2 separate regions of the Homo sapiens genome follow, and region 1 is linked to region 2. Evidence: chromatin loops called from intact Hi-C (ENCODE). Cell type or tissue: dorsolateral prefrontal cortex. All regions are shown on one strand. Each heading gives the region's core, and the rest is flanking DNA. Links, peaks and the distances in the headings are about the cores only.

Evidence for each region. Peaks named below come from ENCODE experiments on the same cell type or tissue, not always from the same donor. Only the 100,000 strongest peaks of a DNase experiment are listed, where the experiment ranks them.
Region 1: a loop joins it to region 2, with 2.8 times the contacts of the local background. A loop is called at or near these places in 16 of 110 quality-filtered maps.

What each region holds. Positions count from the first base shown.
Region 1 is chr6:149,832,305-149,837,683 of GRCh38, reverse strand. LRP11 (LDL receptor related protein 11) reads left to right here. Exons shown (of 7, transcript NM_032832.6): 4 at 221-346; 5 at 1,387-1,599. RAET1E-LRP11 (RAET1E-LRP11 readthrough) reads left to right here. Exons shown (of 15, transcript NR_182438.1): 12 at 221-346; 13 at 1,387-1,599. Among named protein-coding and RNA genes, the nearest start is that of RAET1E-AS1, 29 kb to the left of the region's middle. In dorsolateral prefrontal cortex, for the core only: CTCF peaks have their summits at 2,764 and 2,981 (motif pointing left); a DNase peak (open chromatin) is centred at 3,003.
Region 2 is chr6:149,715,514-149,720,892 of GRCh38, reverse strand. LATS1 (large tumor suppressor kinase 1) reads left to right here and starts at 2,792. Exons shown (of 8, transcript NM_004690.4): 1 at 2,792-3,044. LOC645967 (a long non-coding RNA gene) reads right to left here and starts at 3,272. Exons shown (of 1, transcript NR_134652.1): 1 at 1,997-3,272. RefSeq lists a silencer at 2,913-3,302. In dorsolateral prefrontal cortex, for the core only: a CTCF peak has its summit at 2,757; DNase peaks (open chromatin) are centred at 1,792, 2,772 and 3,082; H3K4me3 peaks cover 3,315 bases; H3K27ac peaks cover 2,713 bases.

The DNA.
Region 1 (5,379 bases), core at 153-5,152, 120 kb before region 2:
GACCAAGAGCCCCTGAGGAGTCTGAAGAATTAAGTCGGGAGGCTCAAAAAGAGCCCTCCAACCTCTCCAGAACCTGTTGCTGGAATTGTTAGGTTTGCCTCATTATTTGCATCTCTTCCCCGAAGTGCATTTTATCATCCCCACGGACTCCCCTTTGTCATCCCCATCTTGAGAGTCTGAACTTCTGCACTCGTGTGACTTGAGATTTGTTTACAAATAGGATGTTTGCACACTTGCTCACGCTACCACTTCTTCTGTGACGATGGCTGCTGCATTGACATCACGCTCGCCTGCGATGGAGTGCAGCAGTGTCCTGATGGGTCTGATGAAGACTTCTGCCAGAATCGTGAGTTGGCTATGTCACATTGCTAGGCAGTGGCTGGAAGGGATGGAGTTGGGAGGTCTGTGTTCTGAGAATGAAATGCAAACACAGTGTCCTTCCCCTGCTTGATTTTAGTTATAACTTTACATGTAAAAGCTATGCCTTAAATGAGAATTCAATATGTCTCTAGTCTAAGTCTCAAATGTCAAATTTTTAGTATTGCTTATGTTTTTAATTTTTTTCAATTTTCCAGGTTCTTTCTATCCTAAAAATGCTGCATGTCATGTGCTTTCTTAAAAACTGCAGTGATTTGATGCTTTGTTTTGATAATTTTTTAAAGAAAATTTGCGATACACCAGGGTGTGGCTAAGTCAGAGCTGTAAATCAGTCTTATAATATCATACACATAGAAACACCCTGTAAGAAAGAAGAAAAACTGAAGAAAATGTAATGAAGTATGGATTTGAGGAAGGACGAAGAGTCTCAAAACCTTAAGTTTACGTTTAGTCTTTGTCCATTTCTTTTTTCTTTTCTTTCTTTTTTTTATGAGACCAGTTCTCACTCTGTCACCCAGGCTGGAGTGCAGTGGCATAATCATGGCTCACTGCAGCCTCGACTTCCCCAGCCTTAGGTGTTTCTCCCACCTCAGCCTCCCCAGTAGCTGGGACTGCAGGCATGTACCACCATGCCCAGCTAATTTTTGTTAATTTTTTGTAGAGATGGGGTTTTGCCTTGTTGCCCAGGCTGGTCACGAACTCGTGGGCTCAAGTGATTGCCTACTTCTGCCTCCCAAGGTGCTAGGATTACAGGCATGAGCCACCGTGCTGGGCCCCGTCCATTTCTTTATGTGTAACATTTGGAAAGCTGACTATTGGAAGAAGAAAGAACAGATTACCCATTTGAAAACGTGAGAATAGATTTTTATGGTCCTCTGACATGTCTTAGATGAGTGGGCTGTTACATCCAAATATCCGTGATTTTAAATCAGCTGCAGATGTAGTGTTTTTAGTATTAAAGCTCAGAAAAGAAATCCAGCAACTAACAGTAGCTCTTCCACACTTCAGTGGGCCTGGACCGCAAGATGGTAACCCACACGGCAGCTAGTCCTGCCCTGCCAAGAACCACAGGGCCGAGTGAAGATGCAGGGGGTGACTCCTTGGTGGAAAAGTCTCAGAAAGCCACTGCCCCAAACAAGCCACCTGCATTATCAAACACAGAGAAGAGGAATCATTCCGCCTTTTGGGGACCAGAGAGTCAAATCATTCCTGTGATGCCAGGTAAGGATTCACGGTGGGTTCTCAATGAAGAACCTTGTTTTCTGTAGCCAAACTTGGCTCACAATTAAGTTTATGTTTGAAGAGTGTTAAGGAAGTATCTTGAAATAAGAGTTAAAATTAAGAATTTGGCCAGAAAGGCGGGGGGAAATCTTGACATTTGCACTAATTTGTAGTAAGGGACACTTACTAAATACACTCATGTACCTACTCCAGAGACACTAATACATTTATTTGTAAATACATTAACACTTAGCTTACGTAAACCAATACCCAAAGTGTTAAATTTTAGGTTGTTTTGAGATGAAACAGCATAACCATTATGTATTTGTGTAAATCCTCTTCACCCAAGCAAGTGAACATTTAAACAAGTTGTCTTGAAAGAGATGCATGTGCTAGTAATTCAACGTTATGCCTCCAATTTAACTAAATCTATCACTAAAAAAAGTAAGGCTAATGAGATTTATTTTTATTTTTTTTGAGACAGGGTCTCACTCTGTTTCCCAGGCTGGAGTACAGTGACGCGATCACAGCTCACTGCAGCCTCAGCCTCCCAAACTCACATGATCCTCCCATCTCAGCCTCCTGAGTAGCTGGGACTATAGGCGTAGTAGCTGGGACCACCATGCCTGACTAATTTTTGTATTTTTTATAGAGACAAGGTTTTGCCATGTTGCCCAGGCTGGTCTTGAACTCTTGGGCTCAAGCAATCTGCCCACCTCGGCTGGCCTCCCAAAGTGCTAGGATTATAGGTGTGAGTCACTGCACCTGGCCTAAAATACATTAACATGACTAAAGCATTACAGAATTTAGCCAGATGCAGTGACTCACCTATAATCCCAGCTACTCTGGAGGCTGAGGCAGAAGAATTGCTTGAGGCCAAGAGTTTGAGACCAGCCTGGGCAACATAGTGAGACCTTGTCTCAATCAGTCAATCAATAAGTATTACAGGATTCCATCATTTTTTACACACTTATTATTTGCATGATTATGTGACATGAGACAGAAATAGAGATTATCACATTTCCAAAAGCTTTTCTAATGTCTTTTCAGACTCTGCATAAGTTGTATTGAAATAACCTGACATGATTTTAGTAAGTTTATTAAGAAAAATTTTTGTTCATTGTACAAGATACGGAAGATGCAAAATAATTTAAGAAGGAAAGTGAATTTAAAATACCACCTCTTTTGAAAACTGCTTTTAATATTTGTTATATTTCCTTCCACTCTTGTTTATGTGCCTTGTAGATTTTAAGTGCCTCCATAAAAATATGTCTGCAAAACATTGCATTCTATCAGGGGCTTTTCTTTCTGAGTTTTGGTTAAGAATGCTGCCAAGTGTCTGCTTTTTTGGTCCATTCCTGGTTGGTACTGCCACCTACTGGTAAAATCGGTCACTACATGCAAGCCTTTGGATGTGGTTTTAGTGGGTTTTCTCTGCTTAAGATAGTTTGTATGGAGAAGAGCATCACAATCTAAGAAACAGAGTTGGGCAGACCAGGCATCTTTGGCAGGACTGCCGAAGGGGTGAAGAGTTTATGGAGAGATCTGTGTTATCAGAGGCCAGGATGGATGAATTCCTACCACATTACTGTGGTGGAGAGAACCACGTGAGCATGAACAAATTAGCTGAAAGTAGAGTCGAGACCAAAGCCCAGGTCTTGGCTCTACCTTTAGAACCTTGAATAAGTCACTTCATATCTCTGGACCTCAGTTGCCTCATCTGTTAATAAGGGACTTCAACCAGATGTCCTCCAAGGTGCTGTCCAGCACTGAGGAATGATAAATAGGCTGACATTCATACTTTACCCCATCAGCCCTTACCCATGCTAGGTGTCACTCATTGGTCCCAGCACTGTCCCATGGGGAATGTGGACTTAGCTCAGAATCCTTTTGAAAATAGTGCTCCAGGCTAGAAGCCATTATTCTCAGCAAACTAACGCAGGAACAGAAAACCAAATACTGCATGTCCTCACGTTAGAAATGGAAGCCGAATGATGAGAACACATGAACATATGGAGGGAAACAACACACACTGGGGCCTGTCAGAGGGTGGGAGGTAGGGGGAGGGGGAGCATCAGGCAGAACAGCTAATGGATGCTGGGCTTAATACCTAGGGATGGGATGATCTGTGCAGCAAACCACCATGACACGTTTACCTGTGTGACAAACCTGCACATCCTACACATGTACCCCGGAACTTAGAAGTTGGAGGGAAAAAAAAGAAAATAATGCTCCAGGCTGCCACCTGCGGCTGATGGGAGTCAGCACCCAATTTCCAATCTATTTATGATCTCTCCTTTTGCTTTTTGATAATCAGCCTTTGGATTTGGTTATGAAGATGTAAAGAGTGGTCTTTCACAGATGCAGAGAGATTAGATGTACAGTTATTATATTAGGGCTTTTTCTAATTATTAAAATAATATGGATTTACTGTAGAAAATATAGAAAAATACAAAGAAAGTTAAAAGCATCTAGCAAAACTCACCATTAAAATTTTGTCGCATTTTCTTCTGGTTACTTCTATTCATACACATATACATATTTATTCATTTTTAACAAAAGCAGGATAATGCTTTTATAAAACTTTTTTCTTACTCATGAGCATTTTCATGTATTATTAACTATTCATCAAAAACACACTTTTTGAAAGTCCTGGGGTGAAGAAAGTGGGAAGAAAAAAACAAAACTGAAAATGTTAGAAAGAGCCCTCACATCCTGTAGTTTCTGTTCAGACAGTAGCTGTCCCTGCCCTCCCCCTCTGCTGTCCCTAAGACCACCAGAGTAGAGTCCTCAGCCTCTGATTTCATGTAAGTTAAAGACCCATAAGTAGATTTAAAAGTGCATTATTGGCCGGGCACGGTGGCTCACGCCTGTAATCTCAGCACTTTGGGAGGCCGAGGTGGGCGGATCATGAGGTCAGGAGATCGAGATCATCCTGGCTAACACGGTGAAACCCCATCTCTACTAAAAATACAAAGGCCAGGAACGGTGGCTTACGCTTGTAATCCCAGCACTTTGGGAGGCCGAGGCAGGCGGATCACAAGGTCAGGAGATCGAGACCATCCTGGCTAACATGGTGAAACGCTGTCTCTACTAAAACTACAAAAAATTAGCTGGACGTGGTGGCGGGCACCTGTGGTCCCAGCTACTCGGGAGGCTGAGGCAGGAGAATGGCGTGAACCCGGGAGGTGGAGCTTGCAGTGAGCCAAGATCGCACCACTGCACTCCAGCCTGGGCGACAGAGCAAGACTCCGTCTCAAAAATAAAATAAAAAAATAAAAATAAAAATACAAAAAATTAGCCGGGCATGGTGGCGGGCACCTGTAGTCCCAGCTACTTAGGAGGCTGAGGCAGGAGAATGGTGTGAACCCAGGAGGCAGAGCTTTCAGTGAGCTGAGATTGCGCCACTGCACTCCAGCCTGAGCAACAGAGCGAGACTCCATCTCAAAAAAAAAAAAAAAAAAGTACATTGTTGTTCATGACACATGCCTGGGTTTTAAGAAGACCATCAGCTAGTACAATAAATATGAATGAGTTAAATTCACTGCTGCCTCCTTCCTGCACAGACATGTGGTGAGGACAAATAAGACTTAGCTCGGCTGGGCGCGGTGGCTCATGCTTGTAATCCCAGCACTTTGGGAGGCCGAGGCAGGCAAATCACGAGGTCAGTTCAAGACCAGCCTGGCCAACATGGTGAAACCCCATCTCTACTAAAAATACAAAAAATTAGCTGGGCGTAGTGTCAGGCACCTGTAATCCCAGCTACTCAGGAGGCTGAGG
Region 2 (5,379 bases), core at 234-5,233:
CCACACCTGGCTGATTTATAGAGATGAGGTCTTGCTATGTTACCCAGGCTGGTCTTGAACTCTTGGGCCCAAGTGATCCTCCTGCCTCAGCCTCCAGAAGTACTGGGATTAAAAAGTGCTGGGATTAAAGGGGTGAGCCACCAAACTGGGCAGAAAGTTCTTTAAAACACACACACACACACACACACACACACACACACACGCCAACTGAAAGAGCTCCAGTGGCCAAAACTGAAACAACTTGAGCAACAAAATAAATACCCAAAGCATAAAATAAATATCCATGAGGCCATACTGACATAACGAGTTTTTGTTTTGTTTATGTTTTTGCTTTTTGTTTTTTTTGTAAGACAGTCTTGCTCTGTCACCCAGACTAGAGTGCAGTAGCACAGTCTCGGCTCACTGCAACCTCCACCTCCTGAGTTCAAGCGATTCTCCTGCCTCAGCCTCCCAAGTAGCTGGGACTATAGGCATGCGCCCACCACGCCCAGCCAATTTTTTTTATTTTTAGTAGAGACGAGGTTTCACCATGTTGGCCAGACTGGTCTGGAACTCCTGACCTCAAGTGATCCGCCTGCCTCGGCCTCCCAAAGTGCTAGGATTATAGGTGTGAGCCACCACACCCGGCCAATAAATGTTTGAATAAATAAAGGAGAAGGGATAAATCTGCAGAATGTCAAATAATTTATTTGAATTCTCCACTTTATTTATTTTATTTATTTATTTTTTGGGGACAGAGTCTGGCTGGATTCTCCACTTTCAAGAAGATGGAGCACAACTCCCCATTCCTTAAGAGTGGGTGGCACATAGTCTGGTGTCTTCCCCTAAGATCGTATGAATTTCTGGAAGGGTTTATGTTCTCAGGGCCACACTGGTCTCCAGACTTCTTCCATGTACACTGCCCCCTAATTCCTTTCTAAGGTCACACAAGCATGAAATCGGATTCTACATCTATTGCTAAAAACAAGCCCCATTTCCATGAAGCACTGAAGAATTGAGTAGGCTGAAACTGGACCAAGATCTTCCATCACAATAATATAAAAACCTGCAAATGTGATGGCAGGTATCACCATTCCCACACATCCAGCACCCACAGTAAGTATTTCCCCAACCATCATCACTCTCCGCACCTACAGTCCCCAATGCTTTGCATCTCGTCAGTTCTCTTCCTGATCATTCCACCTCTGCTTTCCCTGCTCTTTTATCTCTCGCCCTACTTCACAGGAGTAAGCCTCCTAGTCCTACACAGAGCAATTTACTCAGCTCCCTGAATTATCTAGGAATTTCCCCAAAGACTAGAGTTTGTGGAGATACTTTCCTTTAGGTTTAGAGAGCATTGAGGAGCTTAAGTACCATGGGTTGATGACAGACGTGACAGGATTCTGGGGGCAGTCTGCCCTTCCAGATGCATAATCCTTTTGGATAGGGCAAGCAGACCTGTGGACATATTAGATTCCTATAATTCATATAATTTTAGGGCTGAAAAGGTCTTTATGGGGCACCCTTACGTTGAAGAAAGTAAGCCCTGGGGCTCTTTAGTGACCCACCTTGGGTCACATTGCCTTCTACAAACTCTGTGCTTGTAGAAAATAGACTTTCAACCAAATGTTCTTGGAACATAATCTTTTTTTTTTTTTTTTTTTTTTTGAGACGGAGTCTCGCTCTGTCGTCCAGGCTGGAGTGCGGTGGCGCGATCTCGGCTCAATGCAAGCTCCGCCTCCCGGGTTCCTGCCATTCTCCTGCCTCAGCCTCCCGAGTAGCTAGGACTACAGGCGCCCGCCACCACGCCGGGCAAATTTTTCTGGATTTTTTAGCAGAGACGGGGTTTCACCGTGTTAGGCAGGATGTTCTCGATCTCCTGACCTCGTGATCCGCCCGCCTCGGCCTCCCAAAGTGCTGGGATTACAGGCGTGAGACACCGCGCCCGTCCGGAACATAATCTTTTAACGGGTTTTCACATTTGGATTTCTAGATACAGTAAGTAGCCAGTTATTACTTTAACGTCAGAAAAAGATGTCTTTAATTTTTTTGTACTCTGTAGTAGAAAAATTACGAAAGAAGGTACTTGAAAACACTAACTGTATATTTCCTAGAGGAAAAACTGGCAAAGGCGATCTTCACAAAGGGTGGACCGTACCTTATACATCAAACCCAACGATCCCATCCCACACTTTACATTCAGCTTAACCAGAAGTAAAACCTCTTGTCACACCGTCACCGGTATTCCAATTATGGCAATAACGATCTCCTTCTACGGATGCGGTTGACAGATAAGATCTCTAAACCGCTGCTAATCAATCGGTCCTGGCTCAAGCATTTCTTATCTGCCGGATTCAGAAAATACAGATGCTGGAAGCTCACCGGCTTGTTCGGGGAAAGAACGCTAAGCAAGAATAAAATTTTATTTCAAAGCGCCAAAAATCTGGAATTCTGAGGTCCACAGGGAGGTTTCCCAGAGCAACTCAGTTGTTCCCTTCTGAGAACGTAGCTCCGTGAAATGCACATCCCTACTCGGTCCAGAGAAATAGATCAATGGGGAAAAGGATTGAATCAACCAAGTAGGCTGGGCGGGAGACAGCCTTAACCCACGGGCGCGGGCGAGTCGTATGGGCAGGGGCAGGCGGGAGCGACGTGGGGCGACGCTCACGAACGATCAGAGCTGCGGGCGACGCAACGAAGCCCGGAGGCCGCAGGCTGCGCGCTCCCTCGCAGCAGCCGGGCGGGCAAAAGCCCCCAGTCCTCGGCCCCCGCGCAAGCGACGCCGGGAAATGCCCACATCCGGGAAACCTGCAGCGGAGTGCGGCGGCGGCGACACTGAGTGGAAGGCAAAATGGCGGCGGCGGCGGCGGTGGCCTGGTGTTAAGGGGAGAGCCAGGTCCTCACGACCCCTGGGACGGGCCGCGCTGGCCCGCGGCAGCCCCCCCGTTCGTCTCCCCGCTCTGCCCCACCAGGGATACTTGGGGTTGCTGGGACGGACTCTGGCCGCCTCAGCGTCCGCCCTCAGGCCCGTGGCCGCTGTCCAGGAGCTCTGCTCTCCCCTCCAGGTAGGTCCGGGGCTGGCGTAGCGGGTGCGCTCCTCCAGTGCTCGAGTTGGCGGGGCGGTGGCCGCCGGGGCCCACGCCCATCCCCGCTGGCGAGGGTCCAGAGGTTTGGACTGGCGGGCAGAGCCGGCCCGCTCCGGGCCTGACTTGGCTGGTTGCATTGACCCGAGCTGAGCCCTGCCCTGGGGAAGCGAGGGTTGGCCGCGCCCGGTGCTGCAGGAAGAGCCCCAGGCTTTTCGGCCTCGGAGGTGCAGGTTTGGCTGGGTAGAGCCTGTCTTTCTGGCGGCGTGTCTCCCACCCCACCCCCAACACGCGAGTCGGCGGTGTCCAGGAGGGAAGGAACGGGAAAGGTGGTTCTGAAGGAAAATTGCAGTAAAAGAGCTACAGTTCTTTGGATCCCAGAGGGCCTTGATCCTGGGTATACCTTAGAGAAATCCTGGGAGTCTCTTACGTCTAGTTCAGTGTGATTTTAGGTTACTGTTCATAGTTGGAAGAGGTGGGAGAGATGGAGAGGTCTTTATGGAGTAGGAGTGTGTATATAAATACAGCAAATGAAGGAACGACAATTAAGGGAACAGTGTTTTTTATAACCTGAAATAGCTTGTAGCTCAATGAATGCCTCAGATGACTTGATTTATCCCCATTCTGACTTCTCTGTCAATTTCTAAGGGAACAAAATTTAATGTTTGTCAACTCATATGTTAATACGGCTTTTAAAACATGTATCATCCTCCAGAAGTTATTCATAAATCTAGTGAACAATAAGTATAATCTCATGCACAGAAGTAATATTGTATAACTCCAGTTTTGGAAATGGATTTGAATGTTAGCGATCATGAAACTTGTTTGAACTTTATGAATTATTTATTGAAGGTTAATAAATTTATCAGTTTATCAGTTTATCAGAAGTTTCTGATAAACTTAATTTTTTATCAAATTTCCTCCATGAGGAAGAAAAGGTAGGACATTATAATTGGAGTGAATGTTCTGTGCTACGAAAACAAAGCTTATTATCTCTGACGGTAAAATGGGGTAGTTGATTCCTTAAGGCAGTGGAGGAATTTGATTGAACAGTAAAAGAAGTAGCATTGTGTTAGTCCAATTGGCTGCTACTGCAAGAAACTAGATCATGGTCCATGCTTGGAATGGCACATTCTATGCCTAAATATTGATGGAATATGCCTTGCTGCTCACCAAAAAATACTTCTACTACATTTTTAATGTATAATATCTGGCTTTCATTGTGTAGGTCGTTTTTATTTTTGTTTTGTTTTTATTGCAAGTCCTTGTTCTATATAAATAGTGTTGGAACTGTTCTAACCCTGGTTATTTGGTTATTTTAGATGTTTTATTTACATCAATGGGAGATTGTTATACATCACAAAAGTTATTTAGTCATTGAATAACATTTTCGCTAAGTAGGAACAGCAATCATTTTTCAGCATGAAGATACAGCGTTGCTTTCACTTTTGATCTGACAATTATTAGAAAGTGAACTGAAGAAAATGTCAGTATGCAGTTTCCTTTAAAGATGGGAACTCGCTATGTTGCCTGCGCTGGATTCCAACTCCTGGACTCGAGCAATCCTCCCACCACAGCCTCTCAAGTAGCTGGGACTACAGGTGCACTACTGCACCCAGCCAGGGTACCTTTCTGATAAACTTAATTCAACCCAAATTAACACTTTGAAATCTTATGTAATGGTATCATTTTTTTTTTCCTAAGTTGGACAAACTAATCAATGATACTTGTTTGTTGATGTTTGTATTTTTGATGAGGGTCTGAACTTTAAAAAAAAAAAAATGGCGATCTGTCATACCCAGGCAGTTTGATTCCAGAGCTCTTACTTTAACCATGAGATTAAAGTCATTGAAAGTTATGGGGTAGGTAGGTGACATGATCAGAATTGTTTATTAAGACGAATCTGGCCCCATCGTAGTGTGGGTTAAAAAGGTAAGCAGTTTTGCTTTGAAGAATTATTTTAAAAATTCTTTTTGCCTAGTAATAATTTGAATTTTCACATGTCATAGCAGCAAAGATTGTTGAGATTTAGTAATGCCAGTATTAACCATACCTTGTTGTGGGGATTATAAAATTAGTATAACTTTCTAGAAGGCATTCTGACAATAAGTATCAGAATTTTAAATATGTATTCTCTTTGATCCAGCAATTCCACTTCTGGGAATTTATTTTAAGAAAAATGCTCAGCAATGTGTGCACAAGAATTTTTATTGCAGCAATTTTTTTATTAACTAATTTCGTTATGTGCAAGGAATATGCTATATGTATATTATACATATGTTCATTTTATTAAACTATGAGGCATAATAAAATGAAC